Linked DNA regions of Mus musculus: region 2 is linked to region 1. Evidence: chromatin loops called from intact Hi-C (ENCODE). Cell type or tissue: heart. All regions are shown on one strand. Links, peaks and the distances in the headings refer to the core of each region. The heading gives the core; the rest is flanking DNA. Region 1 overlaps Robo1 (roundabout guidance receptor 1). Region 2 holds the start of Robo1 (roundabout guidance receptor 1).

The links. Peaks named below come from ENCODE experiments on the same cell type or tissue, not always from the same donor. Only the 100,000 strongest peaks of a DNase experiment are listed, where the experiment ranks them.
Region 2: it touches region 1 in a loop (4-fold over the local background); 25 of 42 quality-filtered maps call a loop at or near these places.

Annotation. Positions count from the first base shown.
Region 1 is chr16:72,973,608-72,985,214 of GRCm38, reverse strand. It overlaps Robo1 (roundabout guidance receptor 1), which reads right to left. Exons shown (of 29, transcript NM_019413.2): 13 at 7,408-7,529; 14 at 6,424-6,655; 15 at 5,249-5,370; 16 at 1,335-1,506. Among named protein-coding and RNA genes, the nearest start is that of Gm52247, 20 kb to the right of the region's middle. In heart, for the core only: a CTCF peak has its summit at 5,158 (motif pointing right); no DNase peak of the experiment used is centred there.
Region 2 is chr16:72,659,323-72,670,929 of GRCm38, reverse strand. Robo1 (roundabout guidance receptor 1) reads right to left here and starts at 7,781. Exons shown (of 29, transcript NM_019413.2): 1 at 6,736-7,781. The coding sequence starts at 6,790. It overlaps Gm29908 (a long non-coding RNA gene), which reads left to right and starts at 7,864. Exons shown (of 3, transcript XR_384961.4): 1 at 7,864-7,942; 2 at 11,429-11,489. In heart, for the core only: a CTCF peak has its summit at 7,237 (motif pointing left); DNase peaks (open chromatin) are centred at 7,399 and 7,699; H3K4me3 peaks cover 3,529 bases; H3K27ac peaks cover 2,378 bases.

The DNA.
Region 1 (11,607 bases), core at 1,903-9,902:
TCCAGACTCAAGTCTCATCAGCCTGTGGCCCACAGTGTCTGGGACTTTTAGTGCTTATGTGGAACTGAGTCTTCACCAACAGTCCCAAGTTTCTGAAACTTTACTGTGCTACATCAGAGAATAGTCACTGTTCATCTTATTGGAGCTAGCCTTGTCTTCTCAATGGGATGCGAGTGATATTCCAGGCTAAGTGTTTCCTAATTTTATTTTGACTTAATTCTAAGATGACAATATTGTTAGTACATTAAGATGGTGTGTATCTGTGAAGCAGGTAGACTTGTATTATCTGATCCTTTGTTCACAACCTAACTGTGACATAAAGTATTACATAATTAATTTCTGATTGTAAATATATAAAGTTGACTGCTTAGTTATTACCCTTAAAGATATGTCACTGTTTAAATATAAAACTATTTTCTCTTGTCTTTTAGAAACAGTAGTATTTGTTGTCTTATACTTTACTATTAATCACCTTTAAATTTATATAGTCTGCATATAAACTATATTCTGTAGGGAATGACAGTCAGGAAGGCTTCTGTGCCACAGTTTCCTTTTCATTGAGCTAATTCTCCTTAGGACAACATTGTATTTAACCTTCTAAGTTATTAGTATATAAATATTTCAAATGAAGATCTGAATTTACCTCTTGTCATAAACACCAGTTATAATTTTAAATAGAGTTTAAATGTAAATAGAGATTTCACATTGCTGTAAATTTCCAATACCTGGCTTACGTGCTCCAAAGAAGGGCTTTGATTCCTTCCCAAAATAATTCTAAAATGCAATGGTAGAAAGCCTGTGTCTTTCTTTTTCATAGATGTTTCCTTGATGCTCAATTATTAGCATTTGTTAATTAGGTTAACATTCCAAAAGACAGAGTTAGGGTGACAGTAAATATTGATCGTGGTGTATTTGAAGTAGCAATAATGTACACTTTGATGTTTTAGTTGTGAGTCATCTATAGTCATTAGCCATACACCATCAACCTACACCTTGGTCAATGATGACCCTGTGCAGAGCAATCTTCCCATAGGATGGCACTGTCGAGTGATGTCATAGATGTGTTAGTTTACGTAATTGCACTCCGTGAAGACCACACAATGACAAAAAGCACCTAACAATATATTTCTCAGAACAGATTGCCCTTGGGAAGTGATTCACAGCCGTATTCCTATAGTTCTCTTTATTTTAAATAAAGATTGCCCCGTTGCACACATCATACTGCAGATTCTACTGGACCCACAGCAATAACTGGGCAACTCAGAATAAAAGCATGCAAAACGAAAACAGCAGAGCAGACCAAGTGGGGAAATGACAAATCACGTGACGCTTACCTAACTGGATGAACTGAGGTTCGCTCTTCACCCCGGGACCCGCCCCAGTGCTCGCTGCCACCTCCACACTGTATCGGATCCCAGGAACCAGAGAGGGGATGACCACCGAGAAGGTCGAGCCATCGACTGTCTTGTTTATGTGATACTTCGTTTCATTACCGAGACACCAAACCTAGGAAGAATTAAAAAGCCAAGCTGATAACGTAGCCAAGTTATTTGCAAAGCTCAACATAGATCAAAGTTGAGTTTCAGACTTACACAGGATTCGGATCTATCGAGAATTCAATGTAGGAAACTTTACAAGTTATTTGCCTTGACCTAATTCTGAGATTATTCTAGTCACGTTGAATATCAGCAATAGCTCTTATGTTCTCTCATGTTTTTATAGGTACTTTTTTTTATTGGTTATTTTATTTATTTACATTTCAAATGTTATCCCCCGTCCCAGTTTCCCCTCTACAACCCCCATCCTATACCCCCTCCCCCTGCTTCTATGAGCGTGCTCCACCACCATATTAGGTATAATCCTTTAAGAATTTATCACATAGGGCCTGGAAGAAGTGTTGCAACAGTTAAGTAGGCTTACAGCATAATTCTAGGAATCATGAGAACCAGTCATTTGGATCTAAACGCCCATATAATTTAGCCCATAAACATCTGTAAAACCAGTTCTAAGGGATTTGATGTCCTTTTCCTGGCCGCAGTGTGCACCTGCACACATATTAGTCAATACATAAAACAAGCACACTATTTAAAAATATTTTCTCATATAAAGTGGTCACCTTGCTAGAACAAGGTTGTTTCTGTCACCAGCCCTCATCAGCCCAGAACACTGGGCTTCTGTTTACTTTTTTAACCTCGAGAAATTTTCACGAAGAAATTAAAAATTGATTCTGCAGGAAGAGTAATAATATATTCACAAAGCACAGTAATATATCTGCCATCACTTAAGAATTATACTACAAGCACAACTCCATGTGACCAGGGTCGCAAAACAAAGGTACCTGGGGCAGCTCAGAGCCTGATACTCCGGGACACAACTAATCTAAAGTGTCAGTTACACATCACTTAAGCATCAAAACCAAGAGGTAGTGTCTGACAAGGCAGGAGACCTCACAATAATAATCTACAATACTCCGTATAAATATGGTTGATACTGAAAATAACATAGTATCAAGGGGTAAGGGTCACCCTAGGGTTTATCTAGAGTATGGTATGCTGAACTATGATCAATAAGCAATATGAGCAATCCGAGCTTCCACCTAATTTAAAATAACAATTTCTGCTTCACAACACATAAGGGATTAAAAAGATTATCAATATATACACTTGGTGTTAGAATTGTCTTATAATCAAAAGGTGACTGTGTAGTTCTGAACTTGGATAGTGCTATCCGATAGGAAACTATCTGCTTAGGAAATTGGAAGTTTGGACTACCACTCCAAGCCTCACTTTAAGTTTCATTAAAAGATTAATCATGGAGCGATAACCCTGAATCACCTACACATGGGGGATGCTGATATTTTTATTGCTCCTACAAAGAAGTCGTATTTAGAATAGTGAATAACGCTCTGGGTTCTAGGAAATACCCTCCTCTCTAGCAGTAGGAAGGATTAGCTAGGCTGAGCTGTTATGAGAAGCCACTCACAAGCAGTCTGAGAGGCCAGACTCCTCCATCCCTTGTCCAATAACATTCACCGTTTTTCTTTGAAAGTTCTATTACCGCAATACGGTTTCAGCGCACAATGCCCACAAATGGTGAGACATTCTATCCAGACCTGACCATTGGAAATAGACTCCTTTGTGAATTTTTTTTTCCCACCAATTACATTACACAGCTGAACCGAAGCCACAAACTGATTTTGTACCAGTCAATCAGGTTCTGAAAGGCATTTTATTATTTTAAATGGACCATGAAGTTAAGTGAAATCCATCCTTTCAGATTTCTCGAGGAGAGAAATGAGTTCTGACTCTTGGGGGGAAAATGTCTACGTTACACAATTTTCCTTGAGAGCCAAGACAACATCACATTTTAGATTCTTTCACAAACTCTTTTACAACAGTCTGTTTCGTGGGGCTGAAATACAGTGTCCTGTAACACACTCGTACTGAAATAACCTTAGAGGCCGCAAGAAAGCATTTAAAAGGATGGCCATTTTTATCTTTTAATGACACAGTTACAATCAAAATTCTATTTGAAATGCTTTAAGACAACTGTAATGTATTTACAGTGATCTTTAAAAATACTTTGCTTGCTTCTTGTGGTGTGTGTGTGTGTAGGCCTGAGTTTGACATTTGTGACTTTTTTGTCACACTTTGTGGTACAGTGTTTCTTACTAAAACTGGAGCTCTAGTGGTGGGCTTACAGGCATGGGACACTCTTCCCTTTTGCCAATGGTTTCTGGGGGAACAAACTCAGGTCTTTCTTTCATGATGTAGGCACTTTACTGATGGAGCCATCTCTCCAGCTCCACTAAATCCTTTGTGTGTGTCTGATCCGCTTGTCCCTACCTCCTAAGAGCAGGCATTGCAGGTCTCACCAGTTCAGCTTTACCAAGTTGTTATTCAAAAAATTTATGTTTCAAGCCAGCAAGATGAAGGGGAAAAATGAAATCTTGGGGATTGTCCTCTTACTTTTCCTCATTCACCGTGATGCACGCACTGGAGACAGCAAATGTGTCCACCTTCCTAAGCACAGGTTCATATTCACAGATGCATATCCAGATGTATCCACCTTAGATACGAACCTATGCCACAGTACTAGCTAATAAGCAGAAAATCATGCAGGGCATCATAGGAATTGATAAGTACTAAGTAATAACAGTGATAGTAAGCAATATTAAGTAATATACATATAATTATATATAAATTAAATTAATATATGAATTTAATTATATTAATTAAATTATATTTAAAATATGTTTATGTATAACATATATCTAAAAACCTGAGTTAGAATATATATATATATATATAAAACTATAAGTTACAGTTAAAGTTTGGTTTCAGGAATGTTGTTGACAAGCACACCTTTATTTTCAATTGCAATTAAATCTGTCAGCTACTAGTAGTTCACCACTGCACGAGAGTAGAGATTTCATCCCTTGCTACAACAGATTCATTTCTAGGCTAAGCTTACACTCTTTTAGTAAATCTGAAGTGCCTGACTTTTTTATTTTGTTTAGAATGAGTCCTCACAAAAACTATCCATATTCGCGAGCAGTGATATTATTACTTCACAGGACAAGTAATCCAGAGTCCCTGGAGAGAATCACGTGAGAATGTCTCACGCGTATTAGACATGTACAGCAAACAAGATTTATAGACAAATCTCTGAGATTTGATTTCGTTTAGAGTCTAAAAACTCATCACAGAAGAGAGAAATCCACCTATAGAAAAACCAACTTTCCAACCTAATTGCAAGGTTCTACATTTTACAGATGTCAAGAGAAAAAAGAAAATCTTTCTTTCTCTCTCTCTCTCTCTCTCTCTCTCTCTCTCTCTCTCTCTCTCTCCCTCCCTCCCTCCCTCCCTCCCTCCCTCCCTCCCTCTCTCTCTCTTTTTTTCTTTCTTTCTTTCAATGTTAAACAGCATATGCGTATGTTCCCTAGATTAACTCAACTCTGAGTGATATAATTATGACACGATTTGGGGAGAAAAAAGATTATAAATATTTAAAATCTCTATTTCTAAGTGATTATACCAACAAATATTAACGGAGCACTTATTTTTTCTTTCCAAATAGTTTTTCTAGTATAGACAATTACTCCAAAATCAGTATGCATAGAATTTAGGAAGTAAAATTCGGCAGTTTGACCAGCAGATGGCGACAAAGACCCATCGACAATGTATCCAGGCTCCTCTGTGAGAGGTGAGGGCTTCCTGTCCATGAATTTACTGAGCTTATTTCTTACCTTATATTCTTGGACCATTCCATTTTGTGTGTCTTCAGGAGGCGGTTGCCAAGTGACCAGGATTGCAGTCCCATTTCCATCATTCTTGGATACAGTTACACTTCGGGGAGGGGCACTTGGTGCTATTAAATTGTCATAAAAAGTAGATTGTAAGAGTGTGTATCACATAGAAAGCACACAGTATTTTAAGGCACACGGGTAAATATACAGATGTTGCATGTTTTAAATATGGGTACCACCCAATGCTAAAGGGCTCCAAACTACAAGAATTCTCCAAGTCACACTAAATCACTCATACTGTGAATTTCTCATGACCAATTACAACCAGAGCACACAGCAGCTCAGCACAGGGCAGTGGGGTGATCTGCAAGCCAATGTGTTGCCTTGGCAAGCTGGACCACGTGACTTATATCCCTGGATCCTAAGGTGGAAGGAAAATAATATTCTCTCTGTGCCTATACCTGCACACATGCACACATATGCACACCAGTAATACAATTTTTTTAAAAAGTTAAAAACACCCCTAAGAAAACATCTGTTCTGTTTGGCCTGTATCTCATACTTTCTCCTTAAATTGTACAAAGTTAAGGAAAAAGAATGGTAATCTTTTTACATCTAATTATAGCGTATCATGTATAGAGTAAGTTACAATTAAGAGGAATGTCTGCTTTCCCTTTGCTTGTTGGTTTGTTTTAAAGTGCTCCGTGGCATGGAACTATACTTACGTGAATGCTGTTTTTTAGTTTTTGGTTATAGGGTGGGGAATCCTGGTTTGCCAAGAACTAAGGGATTTCCTAGTATGAGGCACCCTCTGGAAAGTCCGGGCAAACCCAGATATTACTCACATTCTCTCCACACCATTAACATAAGCTCCAGTGAATAAAAAAAAGCAAGCGAATCCGGAACAACTCTATCTCTGAATATGAATTTTAGTAATGCCATTAACATCTCCGCACACACGTTCTGCAAGGCACGACTAAAGCAAGTCACTTACGTTTACCAGAGCATTTTGTCCTTCTACGTGGTGTAAGTAAACACACTCCCATACCAAAACATTTTAATATTACATGGGTTAGTGATGACTGTCACCATTCATGGCCAAACAACTTCCATTAATTTAAAAGCCCAGGAAACATTTTTCATGTGTGCAGGGAGGCCCACTTCATCGTACTTGCCTTCTTCTAAGGTTTTGGCAAATTTGATTTCACTGTCTGCTCCTTGAAACTCATTAAAAAATGGGCGAGCCTTAATCTCGTAGTTGACGCCTTTTCTGAGATCGGGGATCACCACGCTGTTTTTCGTTGGCGTCCTCACTTCAAAAACTAACCACTCCGATTCACCATGGCTGGCTCCAGATGGGCGGTAGAGAATTTTATAGCCTTGAATATATTGAGATTGTTGGTCCACCTATTACAATGACGAATAAAAAAGGAGTTAGTCCCACTGTTTGGACTGTCTCACTGCAAGGAATAGAAAGAAACACAGCCTAACAAATATCATAGAACCCCACGGGACTCCTCTGGTGCGGATTTCTAGTGCATAGCTCTAAGGTGCCATTAACGTCTACGGTGTCACCATTCTGTGTCTTCATACTCGGAGGCACAGAAACAGGAGACTTCATTATGGCTGGCACATTATATAAGTGACATGGGCATCTTACGGAAGGTGTTCTTCTTCCATTTAGGCTTTGAAAACCCAAGACTGTGAAGTTGGGAATGGATGGGACGGTGGGAGTGTATCTGGGAAGTGTTAGCAGAAGGGGTAGGGGGTAAATGTGACCAAAATACACTGTACATATATCTAAAATTATCAAAGAATTAATAAAAATTATGTAAAAACTCCACTTGACACTACCTGGGAGTATTTCTGTTTTAAAAAAAGTATGTGTGCTAATGTGCATGTCACATGTCATTGTATTCAAACACTTTATGATTTAATATATATACATAATACATACATATATATTGAATATATATAATATGTATGGCTTCTTTAGCTTGTTTAGTAATCAAGTACAGTTGCTAGATTAAGCAAAGTTTGCATAATAAAATTAACATTGGTGTGGAAGTGAAGAACACCTATGTAAACTCCTTATGTATGATAATCTCACAGAGATCCCCTGATTATTAAAAATGATTACAAACATTAGCACAACTCACCGTCCAGTGCACTTCGACTGAGGAGGAAGAAAGGATGGTCGGGTTGTGCAGATGTAAGACAACATTCCCCAGTTCTCTTTGGACCTGCTTGTGGTCCACCCCTTGGCTGGTTGGTGGGACATCTGTAATAATTCAAAGAACACACAACTCAAGTCTGGCCCCATTCGCTGCTAACTGCATGAAAGGCAACTCTCAGAAGAGAAGAATGCGTGGAACCGTGAAGGCAGCCTGAATACAATTAAAAAAAATATGCCCACCTTTGTATGTGTGCGTGTGTGTATGTGCGCTTATGTGCATGTGTGCGTAGGGGTGTGCGCATGCACATGTGCGTATATCTGCAGGGCCAGGGGAGGGCATCAGGTGCTCTGATTTATCACTCTCTGCCTTATTCCCTTGACATGGCATCTCAGCCTGGAGCTAGGTTGACAGTCTGAAAACTCATCAGCGATCCTCACTTCTCCGACCATTCCCCATAACCACAGGACTGTGTGGTCACGGTTGGCCTTTTTATGTGGACGCTGGGACTCAAACGTACAGCCTCATGCTTTCAGGGCGAGGGCTCTTAGCTATCTCTCCATCCATAACGGCTTAACCTTTTCATCGGGATCAGATGAAGAGAAACAGAAGGGGGGAGGGGAGAGGCAGAACACGTAGGAAGCCCATGAAAGCCGAGAAGGGCAAGAGGCAAAGATAACAGTGGCAAACAGTAATTTTTAAGAGAGCCTCATACCATGTAATGATCATTACACTGCTGAGCCTTAGGGCATGGGGCTGACTCTGAGTTTGATTCAGCCCTCTGTCCGGATCCTAACCATTCAAGGAAGAAAGGGGCAACGAATTGCAGCTGAGCCCATGGGGGAATGCAAAGCTTGCAGACAGTCAGGGGAAACTGAGCGTGGAAGGCAGCTGAGCGCACATCTCCTAGGAGAGACCTGGGTCTCTTCCCAACTATCTTCCCAGCGGATGGCACAGACACGCTGCACAGGGAAAGCCACAGAAGCTATGGTGAAGGTCTGATACCGCAAGTCTGGTTAGGTGCGAGACAAGCGCACTTACCACCATTTTCATTGACAACGGTTTAGCTTACTATATTGTATGGGAGATTTAATAATGGGTTTGCAGTCTCGTAAATACTAAAATGTTTCAGAGGAGACGAACAGCACAGTAAGAAGTGAACAGCCAATAGGGTCCAATGTTGTACTATTGGAGCGGGGGTGTCACGGAACTGTTTACTAAATTTATTTAACTCTACTCAGAAAAACTGCCTATTGCGAAAGAGGCCTTCTTATGTACAGATGTGTTTCTGTTTCAAACAGTAAAAGAAAATGCACTGTAAAGAACAATAAAATATTAAGATTTGAAAGGGACTATGGAACTAATTAATAGACTATTATATTTTGACATATGCAGTTTAGATGTTACAACCTAAAAAAAAAAAACAACAATAAAAAACCAACCAACCAACCAAACAAACAAACAGACAAAAAAACCCCAAACCAATACCAAACCAAAATGGAAAAAAAAAATCGAAAGTTTGCTAAATGATCAAATACCCCTGTCCCAGGATAGGAAAAAAGAAAAACCATGAATATTTAAAAAATAAAATTTGTGGAATTCAGAGAACCAAGATGAATGGAAGAAAGGATAGAAGGCTCAATCACTATTAAACATTTGTGCCACCTGGATGTCTGCATGCCCCACCTAAAAATTAAGTTTATAAATAAGGAAAATGGTGGGACACGATGGCACACACCTTTAATCCTAGCACTTGGAAGGCAGAGACAGGTGGATCTCTGTGAACCTGAGGCCAGTCTGGTCTTCATACTGAGTTCAGGACAGCCAAAGCTACACAGTGAGTCCCTTTCTGAGAACAAGCAAAACAAAACAGAACCAAACCAAAAATAAAGAAATGAGCAAGATCATAAAAAAATAACGACACTAGGATAACTCCTGACCCCGCCCTTTCCCCATTTCCCTATACCGTCATCCCAGTGCTGACTTATACCAAGCAGACAGTGCTAGGGAGAAAACATCCAGTCATTACAAGGCCATCTCAGGCACTTTATCTTTTCTCTCTGTTCTCTCCATGGCTGCTCTGCTAAAACACCAACTTCAAGGAGAGAGGGAAGCAGATGGAACAGGAAAAGAGAAATAAACCCTGGAGCAGTCTGAGTGCCTTCCCCTAGGGAAACCACAGCTCACATGACTTGGGGAAGACAGCACCCTCCCATCAGCCCAATCCAGGGCCTTATGCACACTAGGCAAGAACTCTATTACGTGTCTGAGTTGTCACACGGATGCCAAGGACTGGGCTCAGGCTCTCAAACTTGAGTGGCACACTCTTATATAGTGCTCTTTCTCTCCAGGCCCATACTGGTATTCCTGATGAATCCTATGTAATATTCCATATGTGTTCATTTCCATTAAAAGTTAAGGCTCAAGAATTGCTCAAGGATAGGGCCTACAGAGTCAGAATGGCATTGCGTGCCGACAAAACCCACACAACCTCTATCTGACAGCCACACAGCTGATATTCCTCGCAGAACCAAATGTTGCCAGGTTCATTGCCAGGTTTGTGCTATTGTCACGTAAGATGGTAAGAAAGGGATCTCATAGTCTTTATGTGTTTGTTTGTTTGTTTGTTTGGTTGGTTGGTTTTGGTTTTGCCTTAGGCATATCAAGATTCTTGAATTTCTTTTATTAGGATTGATTTTTCAGTCATTCATTCACCACGTGTTGTCACTGGTCTCCTCTGAGCAGACTAAGGAGTCAGGGCTGGGGTTAGAGCTCTTGGGTAAGGTATGATCTTGTGACTATGAGAGCCTGGGTTTGATTCACAGGTACAGTTCCAACCCAAATAAAACAGAATTTTAAGAGTCAACCTGCAAAGGTGGTGCTCACATCCAGGGCATTACGTAATTCATGGTCTGACCAGTTCAAAATACAGGGGGAAAGATGACTTGATTCTGACATATTGCTGAAAAATCCCAGTAAGGGTGAACTTTGTTCAATTGGCAAGCACACCATTCAATGAACACAGACAGATCTCAGAGTTGGTTTCAACTGGAGTCTGCGCACTTCACTGAACCCCAACGAACACCCCCTCCTTAAGCCAATCCACTCATCCCAGCCTTTTATAGCAATTTTTTTCAGACCATAATTCAAGTACCAGATTTTTTAATTTGCTCTATTAATTTTAATCTTGTTAGTGCTGGCTCATCATTCCGAGATGTCAGGATATATTTAATTGATCCTCTCATTTGGCTTCATTTGCTAATTTTTGTAGTGTTATGATAGCTGAATTTTCTATGAGCCTTCTTGATTCTTAGTTTAGACGCTGAAAGAAACACATGTTTGCTATGACTTAGGAAAAGTCATAATAATATTAATTGTTGTTAATAATTAGTAACAATCCTTGTCAACTCTAGGGAAGGGAGTTTAGTTAGCCCCATCTCATACTCGAGGAGATAGGATATTTAGGACTGATCAACTTGCTAAGCACCACATGGCTAGACTGAGGAGATGACAGGAAAATATCCTTTATTTCAAAATGGTATGTATATTTCTCTAGATAGTCTCCTGGTTGACATAGATTCATTTTCTTATACTGTTTTACTAACTATGCATCTGAAGGAGGCTGTTTTAGCCCAAAGAAAAGGAAAAACTATCTTCATAAAACATATGAACAACATTATCATTTGCAAATGAGACTAGCATTAAGTCGGTCAACAACACTGGCATTTAGATTCCACTGGACAGAGACAGAGGGTAGGTAGGTAGAAACTTCTACTTGGGGAGGGAAGTTTAAATTCAGTTAGAAGCTGCTGTAGTTTCTACATTCTTTACAAATGCATATCTGATATGGCAAACCTCACACTGCCTCGAGGCAGGCTCCAAGTCTATTAGAGCTCCTGAGCAGGTGACTCACACTAGCAAATACAGGCATCTGGGTGTGTTGAATTCAGTACACAAGGAACAGACATGGGTGTGTTCCGAGCCTCGGCTTTACTCTCTCCGTGATTTCAAAAGCAAAGAGTGCTCCCCAAACGACTATCTAGATGGACTCCAGGAGCTTATGAAACACTACTGTCCTCTGCTCGCCCATACAAAGAAGAAAATTGTTGAAGTCTTTCAGGCGCTCTGTGTGTAACTTGTTTCTCGCATTATAACTACTCCATGCTTTTTTTTTCTCTGGAAATG
Region 2 (11,607 bases), core at 2,522-10,521, 310 kb after region 1:
GAAAAATATGCACAGTCATGGTGTTCAAATATTTTTAAATGTAGACACTCTCATAAGATGTCTGTAAGGCAAAGAAAAGAAGGAAGTACATTTGTAGAAGCTTGTTTGGGACAATGGGTAATGAGGCTTAGCTCTCCCATGAAGGAAGCAACATGACACCGTCCAGTGTTAGGAATAGCAAGGGAGAAAGAGAGGGGTGGAGATCAAAGCTACCTCCCTGAACTCTCTAATCTTTTTGGCTTCCTCTTGGTCAGCAGCAAGATTGAACTAAAGGGTTGAAAGTGGAGGTAGAGAAAAGGGAAACCATTCTAATCCAGAATTGCCAAGGAGGTGGTCTTTTGATCTCCACAGGATGGCAACTTTATTGGCTATGCATAAGCAGTTTCTAACCAGCTGATCAACCAGGTATTAATGCTCAACCCTCCCATGATCAGTAACCATGAAGTGAGTCATCTGTGATCAGCAATCAACCAGAAGGCTCATCTACTGCTAAATGACTGCCAGCCCATGGCTCACGCAGAGGATAAGAGCAACCACAGGGGACATGATTGTCTCTCCACGGGCTCTTCCCTGACAAGTGCCAATTATTTGCCTTGAGATTCAGAGGGGGTGGGGGTGGGGGGAATCTCTCCTGAAGTGTGGGTGAAAGAGAATAGCATTCATTTTCCCAAACACATCTTGGGATCTACATGCATTTGTGTCTCCAGCGGACCGTGTTTTGACGAGTCCCCCACTTCCAGCCCAGATGGGGTCAAAGCAGAATACAATCTAGTTAGATGTGAAGAATGGACTTTCTCTCTGGGTGATCTAAAGGTTGAAAACCCATTTTCTTAACGACAGGAAACACAGCGCCCACCCCCACCCCCCTCTTAAAGTCCTAAGTGTTCAAACCACAGTCTCACACAGGATAAAGTAAAAAGTGATTGAGCCATAATTTTTTTTAAATTATATTCTTCCATTCTCTTTTTCGACTTGGGCGATATACCTTCATCAAGAATGTGGAACAAGCTTGGTTCAAATCCCTGCTTCATCCGTGTTTCCCAACTCCTCTATGATGTTTCTGCAACTATAAAGTACAGATAAACAAACATCTAACCTACAACACCTCTGCCGTAGGGTTCTCATAATGTTGCAAGTGAAAGTCTGTGATTCAGACACTCCTAGAAGTCATCGCAATGTTCCCCAACTCACCCTGGAATTTGAACGCCATCTCATTTTAAAATCATTTCCTTCTGTCACTTTACTCACCTCCCCTAAGCAGAGGTATGCTGCCCCAGACAACTACAACGTCAGTGTTTGCGCCTTGGCACATATGAAGCAGTCAAGATTCCAAAGCATGAGTAAAGGCAGGATGAAGGAAAGCCTTTCTCTGCATTAAAGCTGGGAACGGGCTTCTACTGCTTTTACTTTCGTAAAATGTAAAAAAAAAAAAAAAAAAAAAAAAAAGATCTAATTCTTCACACTGTTGCTAAACACAGGGCACAAACACTGGTAGCAGATTTTCAGAAATCCATACTCCTCCCACGTTGATTCCCTGGTTGGGTGTGGTCAAGGAACATAGATGGGACCCACTTAGAATGGTGTGTGTCTGGATTAATATATGGTAGCTGGGGATTAGACCCAAGGCCTTGCACAAGATAGGTCTTCACCCTACCACTAAGCTTGGTCCCCACCTTACACTTTTCTGACTTATTTAAGGGCCAGATACTGTGACCCAGGCCTTAATCTTAGCACTTGATCTCTGTGAATTGCAGCTAACTTGGGCTCCTCAATGAGACCCCATATCAAGCAAACAAAATAAACAAGCAAAGAAACAAAACAAAAGAACAAAAGAACAACAGCAACAACAACAACAACAAAAAACCACTCAAAATTACAGATCTCATCCTCTACTAAATTTCTCTAAACTTAGATTTCTATTTTCTTTTCTCTTTGCCTTTTCTTATCCCCAAATTTACATATTATGTAATTACCTTAGGCCTAACTTTGATTTCCTTATAATTCCCAACTTAAAAAAAAAATCAAGTTACCAGTGTGGTTTACATCTGTGATAAGAACTGAAAAAAATTTTTTAAAGCAATTAAGGTCTAAGAACATGATCTGGCATGCTTTTGCTTGTAGGCATAAGGACTTAACTCAAATCCCTAGCACCCACACAAAATGCAAGGCAGGGCCTGTAACCCCAGCACTGAGGGTAGCCTAGACAGGGCTCACAGGGTTTGCTGGCTGACAACCTCGCTCCACATTCAATGAGAGAACCTGCCTCAAAGGAAGAAGGCAGAAAGAAATGGAATAGGTGACTTGATGTCCCCCCACCCCAGACAACATGTGTACAATACACATACACAAGCATAGGCCACAATCACACACGAAAATAAATGTGGGAAATTGACATAAATTGACATAAATCTTGCGCTAGCATCTTTTATGAGCACAGAAGTTAACATCCGAAGCCTCGGACACTTAGGACCTTTATTAAATAAAGTTTTCCTAAATTTCCTTCCAACCCCGTTCCTGAGTCCCAGCTATTTTCCATTATAAACATTGTTACAGCTGAAATCTGCTCACTCTACAAAATAAGTAAAGAACTGTCACTGGGAGCTGAAATGGAGCGTTTTATACCACTTTGACATGGGAGCATTTCACTCGTCATAGTAAAACGTAAGAAAAACATCTTCAGGTAAACGGTCTCTTTTTACACCGGCTCAACCACAAATCTTATGTGTTACAGAACCTATCTGGGGAATAGAGATGTTTCAAAGACATAAAATTATTTAAGTATTTATATCTACAATCCATAAGGTTGGATTTTCAACATAAGGTTGGATTCCAATGCTAGGTTTGTATGTTTAAAAATTAAAAAATAATAATATGAGCCAGCAAGCTAAGCCCGACAACAGGAAGATGACACCCCCATCCCCCGGGACCCATGTACAAAGGTTGGATTTGGTAGTTCATCTGTAATCCTAGGACTCATATGGTGAGTTTGGGAGGCAGAGGCAGGAGGCTCCCACAGATGCTTGCAGCCAGTTAGTGTACAGCACACCACAATGCATGAGAAGCAAGGGACACGATGCATCAAAGGGAAAGCAGGGGAGAACCAACTCCAGAGAGTTGTCCCCTGACTTCCAAGTGCACACCATGACAGCTGAACAGTATCTCGCACATGCATGAGAACAGTATCTATCGCACGCGCGCGCGCACACACACACACACACACACACACACACACACACACACACACACACAAACAGAGGAACAGAGGCCCACATAATAATGATATATCTTAAAATTTTTTTAAAAAAATAATCACCATGGGTTGAAGTAACCAAAACTCATGTAAGGAGGGGCAGTGAGGGAAGAATGAGAGAGTAGGAAGGGGAAGGGGAGATAGAACAGGGAAGAGAGAACCTGTCTCAAACAGTGAACTGTGTTCCACATGATATGGAGAGAAACATAACCTTCCCAGGGAAGGAGAAAGCAGTGGGCAACTGTCACATCACTTGAAATTCAGATCTCACCCTAAGCTTGATAGGAAATTCAATCATTTCTTCACTGAAAGAAAGTTTGAGCCAAGGGCTTCAGAAGAAGATGTCTGTGACAGAACATGCGACTCGTTCCTGAGAGACTTCACAGTTTTGTTTTGCTCTTAGGGTAGCTACTGCTCCTCGCCTCACACCCACAGACAAGAACACGGATATAACAAGTGCTTAGATAAATTTACCTTAAAAACAAATTGCCAAAGAAATGCCCACTTTACCCCCAAATTTTAGCTTCACAGAAGAAAAGTCTCATGTTTTTAGATCACTAAGTTTTTTTCTTTTCTTTTCTTTTTTTTTTTTTGTTTTAAGGCTAGAAAAGCAAACACTCTCCACCTTAGTACTTAATGCTCAATACGCCATCAAAACACCAAAATGGAGTTTATAGTCTCTTTGAAGATAACTGTAGACTTTGTTAAATTGGCAGCCAGTATTAAAAACAAAAAGGGGAGAAAAAAAGAACTGACAATCAATAGATGCTTTTACAGGTTAAATCTTGTCGAAGGCGCCTTATCCCCTTGGTACACTTTGATTTATTTAAGCTCACCACATTTCTCTTAAATACACTCCATTAACAAGTGATAGACTGTGATCTAGGGCTGGAGGCAAAACACGAAACACAATCTTTCAAGAACTTCATTCATTCCTTTACCAGGTGTCTTGCCCACACCCAGGTTACGAGTCACTTACCTAACTTTGCTATATTTTTTCTTCTTTTTCTCCAAATCAATGGAGGTGTTTTACAACAGCCCAGAGTCATGGGGTCGCCCTAGAAGTCCAATGGTTTGGCCTCATATCTGGACTTAAAATAGCATCCATGAGTAAAAGGTAGGCAGGAAATATAAAAGTTGCTGGTTACGGCTAGAAGAGACAGCTCAGCAGTTAAGAGCACTGACTGCTCTTCCAGAGGACCTGAGTTCAATTCCCAGCAACCACATGGTGGCTCACAGCCATCTGTAATGGTATCTGATGCCCTCTTTTGGTGTGTCTGAAGACAGAATATACTCATAGACAAAATAAATAAATAAATAAATCTTTTTTTTTTTTTTTTTTAAGCTACAGGTTAAACGGGAGTGGGGAGGTAACAGCTACATGGGCCCTTCTGGCCTAGGACTTGGCAAAGCAACCTGAGAGCTGCAAAAACCAACGGCTCCCACTGAAAGTTTGTGAAGGAGACCCCAGGAATCATGTTAGCCGTAAGATGCTAAACACACCCCTTATCTACTCAGGTTCAGATCTCTGACATTAAGTATTGACCACATTATTAAACATGAGTGAAGACTCCACGCCTCCACCCCCACCCCCCCCCACACACACACACACATATATTTCCCAAGTGAAGACGGGGTTTGAAGGCTGACGGGACCAGCTTGCTGTGAAACCCTATTAGGGTGACCCTATCTTTAATCTACAGCCATGATAAAATGTCCCAACATACACAAACTCAGCTCCCACAGTGACTAATGACCATTAATCCCCCTATCTTCAGGAATCTGCCCCTCCACCCATCCATCACTATGACACCTCCCTTTACACCAGTGAACAAACTTTCACAGAGAAAGGGGAACCAACAAAAAAATCTCAAAGGTATCTGAGGCTGTAAATTAAACTAAGGGGAGACAGAGGAAAGAGAGCGAGGGAGCGAGATAGATCAGATCTTCGCAGATCTTCGTGGTTTTTTGATTTGCATCCATGGCTGAGAGTAGAGGGTGGGGAACTGTTCCATCATCTAGATATGCAAACTGAGAAGAAAGGCTGCCACACAGAAAGGGGAAGTTGGATGTGGGGGACAGGGCCCCAAAAGAGTTAGTTTAATCTTCTCATCCATCCACAGTGAGACAGATCGTCAAGGGCTGAAATTTCAATTTCTGTGTTCTTCAAAGGAGTTACAACTTACTACACTTCCTATTTAACTTAGTTCAAATGGGGCTTTTAACTTTCAGCCAAACAGCTTCTCTCGGGAGCTTACCTTCTCTTAGGCTTTTATTTACTATCATTTAGCTCTTGTGGGTCTTTTCTTTTCTTTTCTTCTTTTTCTTTTTTCTTTTTGTAGCCTCTTGGCTTAAGTAAAACCTTTGATCTAAACATAAAGAATCACTATAGACCACAAATGTTCAAACTAGCTTAAAAAATTATTTCATAATTATGCAAATCAAGTGACTCTAACTTTTAGGCCTTAATGCAACTTGAAACTGGCTTAGTATGTGGCTATAATTTCCCAAGGTGCAGTGTGTGTGTGTGTGTGTGTGTGTGTGTGTAGGACTGAAACAGGATCCATGATTGAAACCAGAATCTACCAAGAGGGAAGAAACAGAACTGGGGTCTATGGTTCAGTCATCCATAGCTGAAGATTCTTAAAGGGTACAGGGAAACTGTTTGCCAGCCCCCGCTCGGTTCCTTCTCTTGGGACAGAAGGTTTCTTAAACTGCATCTTTCCAACCCTTCATATGCAGCTGCAGAACTATTCATCTTACAAACACTAAGGGCAATCTTCTGCTCTGTCTCGCCAATGAGGACTACCAGGCAACTTACTTGCAAGCGCCTGTTTTCTTTCTAAACCCAGTCAGGCAGTGGCTAGTTTATATCCTACCACGAGAAGGAGTTATTTCCTCAAGTTTCTTCAGAATCAAATTTAATTACAGACTTTGGTTACATAAAACAACTTCTAACAACCCGTTGAGCTCAGAAACGGGGGGTGGGGGGGTGGGGCGGGACGGGGACCGGGACCAGATTTTGGATTGCTGGGGATTGAGGATCACAAGCCCCCCTCACCCCCCACCCCCACTCCGTGCCGCTTGCCCCTCCACTCCAGCACCCCCTAAGGATCCCTCAGATGGGGGATACTCATTTGACCTAATCCTAAGAGCCCAAAACAACCCGCTGCCTCTACCACCCAAGTGCTTAGACAGGCATTTGCCCAGAGTGAGCTGGGCGTGCCCTGAACTTGGCGAAAGGCCGAGGTCTACCGAGAGGTTTGGGATGGTTTCAGGAGAGTTTGGGGTGATAGGCCAGAGGGGACAACCTCAAACGCGAAACTAGAAACCTTTCCCTGTAGAAGTTCTGGAAGGGTCGAGCCCCTCTGGCCTTAGAAGGGAGAGGTCGCCAAGAGTCAATTCAGGGTTGAGGGTCCGATTCTGAAGAGTGGAGTGGGGACCAGCGAAAGAGATGAAGGGTGAAGAAGGAGGGCGCAGGTTACCTGAACAGAGACATATTAATCCAAAGAGGTAAAAGCGAGCAGGCTCCGCGATCATTGTCCTCGGGTAGGTCCTGCATACAGTCTCATGCCAAGAGAAGGGAGCAGAAGCGGAGATCTCCAAATTTATGGAAGCCACACACCATACACCCTACACACAAAGGCTTAATATAAGCAACGTGAGTCAATCCGCCAAGAGTTTGCAGGGCAGTTTCTCGTCGACCTTTCCGGAGGCTTGTCAATCCCTTTGCAAAGAAAAAGCCCAAGGTTTGTCTTCCCTAGCTCCGGGTTTCTGAAGAGGCTCAACCACTTCCAAGGCTCATCCAAGGCGAACAACAAAGAGCCTAAACCGAGGAGCAGTTGTGCGGTTTCCTGCCTCCACAGTCCTGCTGAGCCTCCCGGCGTGCGCCTCCACAGCGTGTGCCCTGGCGCCGCTGCGCGGCGATTGCAAAGTTGGGGTGTGAGAGCAAAGGAAGAGATGCACCCCAAAAAGTGCTCCTCCGTCTACCGGAGAGCCAGAGAGTAGCAGGCCACCCCCCTCTGGCGGAGATTGCAGTCAAGGTAGCGGCGGCAGCTGGGGAGAACAGTCTCTAGGTTCACGGGGTGCGCCTGGGTGACTCTGCGCACCAGGAGGGAGCGAAGGGGCGGTACGGCGACAGCGGCTGCCTGGGCGGGCCCTTGTTCCCATCACTCGCGGGATGCGGAGGGCACCGGGGACAGCAACAGGACCGCGGATGCACGAGCGCCTTCCGGGCGCCCCCAGCCCGGCACAGCACCCAGCATCGTCCCGGGTCCTGCTTCTACTGGGGCGCGTGTAACGCACCTCCGAACCAAGCTGCAGCCCAAACTTCCCGGGGTGGCTAGTCTTACTCCTTGCTCCTGGAAGCTTCGGAGAGGCTGCTCCGGGCGGCCCCGGGTTGGTGGGAAAGAGCGAGCAGGAGGAAGAGGATGCTGCCGAGGCTCGCCCGAGCTCCGCTGGGAGCTTGCAGCGTCTGAAGTTTCTGCTCTCACGCTGCCTCCTTTCGGCTCGACAGCTCGTGGGTTTCCCCCTCAGTCCCTGCTGCTCCGGGTTTCCTCCCTCTCCAGCCCGGCTCGGGAACCTTTAAAGGGGACGCTCGATCCCTGCCAGGCCCTCACTGGCGCTGCTCAGACAAGTTCTGCGTGTTAATATTTCCATCCACATGCCTGGAGCGCCCAACTGCGCCCTCAGGTGAGATTTCAACGACTCAGAAGCAGAAATCTCAACGAATAAGAACTTGTTTTGGGTCCCTTTCCATCTCAGGCTCCCCTGCACCTTTCTCCAAATGGAACCTCCCAAACCAAAGACTTCAAAATCCTCCAGGTCCCTCTTAACCTCTTCTTTACCGATTTAGGGAATTGCAGTAAACTTCCAAAGAAGTTCACTCACTACCACTATCACCACCCCCCATATTCTCTTTAAACGAGCAAACAAACAAACAAACAAACTTATTTGCTTTCTCAGCAAAGAGGCTTTAGGAAAGTGTAAATTATCTAAAATATAGTAGTGGATGGATATTCTCTTTTTATTGAATTTGCTGGCGGTCCTGTAGAAAGGAGTGAAGGCTTAGGTCTTGGAGACTTCATTATGTTTACAGGAGAGTCTAGGTAGCTTATAGATATTAGAGACTCAACAGTTAAAGAAGAGTAACAGATGGGTGGTAATACATTAATCTAAAGTTTGCAGTGATGGGCTCTTAGCATCTCAAAAACTGGGCCACCCCAAATCCGAGGGTATCAGGTACCTGTGGCCATACTAACTTTATTCTCTCTTCTGAAGAAAAAAAAAATGGGGCCTGTGGGGCTACTTCATGAGTAAGCTAATTAGGCCCGAGATGAAACATGCCTGGGATATTTGACAGACAAGTTTTCACAAATTCGTTGTTTTCTTTTTTGTTATTATTGCCTATGACACGATGAAAACCATATAATATCTGCGGAAGGCTCTACAAATTGCAGTTGTTGACACAGCTATCGCTTTTATTAATAAGTTACTCTCTTCAAAGCTATGGTCTATGACTTCAAGATGAGTACTTACTGCCTTCAACTATGGCCGGTGGCATGACGGCAGGTGAGGAGGGTTTGAATTTATTTTGTGTAGACGGTTGGACTTTTCCAGGTTTCCCTTAACTGACTGCCTGCATTGCCTACCTAAACTGCAAGTTTCAAAGAGCCATGTGCTCATTTGGGTCATGGCTTCTGTGGCCCGTGAACTCAGAGCAACTGTCTGTGAAAAGACAACCTGGTTAACAGCACCTTACCTTTGAAAAGGAAACACAATTTAATCCTGAGAAAGCTGACTGAAAACTCAGTAAACAAGCCAAAGATAAGAAGTCAAAGATTCTAACCAGAATCTTTTCAGCAGTAAAAACAAGAAACGTGCAGTAAATGTTAAGAGACATACATTGATTTGGTATCTGTGAAAAGATAGTTTGGTGAGAAACAGAGAAAATAAATTTTCCTTGGAATAAAATGAACTTTTAAGATAAGATACCCCAGGAATAGAACATAAATAAGCTTAGCATGATGAAGGAGGGGAGGAGAAAACGAAAATCTCCAATCCCCAAGTTAGTCAAGGGGATTTTAAATGAAGATTTTGAAGTTCCATCTAGTGAAGGATATATCCTCTTATTTTCTTTTATTTGTGTGTGTGAGTATGTGTGTGTGCATGTGTGAGTGTGTGCGTGCATGTGTGTGTGTGTGTGTGTGTGTGTGTGTGTGTTGGACCTCCTGTTCAGAGAGGTAGGGGCTCCTGCATGCTAAACACAGGTTCTGCCACCAGTATGAGAAAGTAGACTCTGTGCAAGAGTCCCTATTACATTGTTTCCCTAGTGTATCTCCCAGTCTTCACAATATCACTGAGATCTTTCAAGCCCTATTTCACCTTATGGCTCAATGGGAAAGTGTGCCTACTGCTTTTGCAAGATCCTAGTTCTGTTTCCAGCCTGTGATGGGCAGACAGCTGTCTAATTCCAGTTCTAGGCCATCTGATGCCCTTGCCTGATCTCCACAGGTTCCTGTATACATGTTCTGTGCATATATATATATATATATATACACACACACAAACTCAAACACATGCATACACACAAAATACAAATAACCTTTTTAAAAATGTGTCTTTTTTTAAGATTTATTTTATTTATTATATGTAAGTACACTATAACTGTCTTCAGACACCAGAAGAGGGAATCAGGTCTTGCTACAGATGGTTGTGAGCCACCATGTGGTTGCTGGGAATTGAACTCAGGACCTCTGGAAAAACAGTCTGTGCTCTTAACCTCTGAGCCATCTCTCCAGCCCCACAGATAAACATTTTTTTTAAATGTATTTCAACACCTACCACATTTCCATTGGATTGAAAGTATACCAATACTAACTTTTATTTCTCAGCTTCAGTATACTACACCATTAAACTCCTTTGTTCCAGCCTCAACGATAAAATTATCTAGGGAGACAACAGTAAGTATCCACCGGGAAAGAACTATTAGAGAATCTCATCCAGAGTGTTTTCTAAGAGTATTCTGTCAAGTATAACAGTAAAATGAACATCTAAATTAAGAGTTTGTATGCAGACGGTATTAGGGACCCATAAGAGGTGCACATGAAGGTGGAGTGATGGAAAAGGTTTCTAACTCCTTTCTTCGACCTGCCCACTCATCATCCCACTCAGGTGAATCCAAACAACCCCGGAGTGAACATCTACATGCAAATTAAAGATGCTGTCGAGGCAAGATGCAAATATAAGCCTATTCTCAGGGCCCAAAGAGCTCTGACTCTTCTTCTTACAGCAAGAATAAAACTGGCTCTAGAGAGGACTCTGCCCCAAAATGTAAAAACTGAAGAGAGCCATTGGGTCAATTGATAGCTCTGAATAGTTCCGGGGTTGGATTTATCATAGCAACTTGCCACTATCCTGACTTTGTTACTGAGCATTAAGGTACCTGAAAGACTGTCCAAAATGCTCTTAGTGTGTTCTATGAAGAATAGTGAGTATACGTGTATCATCTACATGTGAGTAGGAAACATACTCAACACAGGTCCCCTGCAACTTGGCCATGGTCATTAAAGCTGGAATGCATTCCAGATTGGCCAGGAGACAAAAAAATCAAGGTGAGAACGTGTCTTCATTTACATTCAAAAATCCAGTTCTGATCACTTCAGTGAGAATGTCTGTGGGGAGTGCCATAATGAAATCTATTACATTGTATGCTAGATTTAAAGTTGGAGGGGAAAAGAGAGAGAGAGAGAGAGAGAGAGAGAGAGAGAGAGAGAGAGAGAGAGAGAGAGAGGAAAGGGGGCAGAAAGGAAGGGCGGGAGAGAGCAGTGTGCTGTGAAGTTCCATTTGCTGAGGTTTGACCCCCAGTGAGGCTTCTGAAACTCAGGATCTCGCAGAGCCTCTTTGAGACGTTTGAAGAAACTTGAAATTAATGCATTCCGATAACAGTCTTATTGTTGGGGGGCTTTTGAGAGGCAAGATGCCAAAGCTACAGGGATTTCTCACTTCCTCTGATTTGATTTTATCTTTCCTGGAGGTGGAGAGGAGGGGGCAGTTGCAGGAATTCAGGAAATAACAAAACTCCCAGAGTCTCTCCGGGGATCCTGGAGTATTCTGACCAGGAGAAACAGAGTCCTGAGGAAACTGTAAACCAGAGCATCTGCCTTTCTTTCTTCCTAGCAAGACACCTGAGCATCAATCACGGAGCACCGGATGCACACCACAACTTCCAGCAGATCTGGTAAGGCAGTCTGGCAAGATCTCTGCAGGAAGACCCTGCTGACTACTCTAAGATACCATCCCTAAGGAAAGAGCAGCTTATTTAGCTTTTTTTTTTTTTTTACACAAAATTGCTGGGT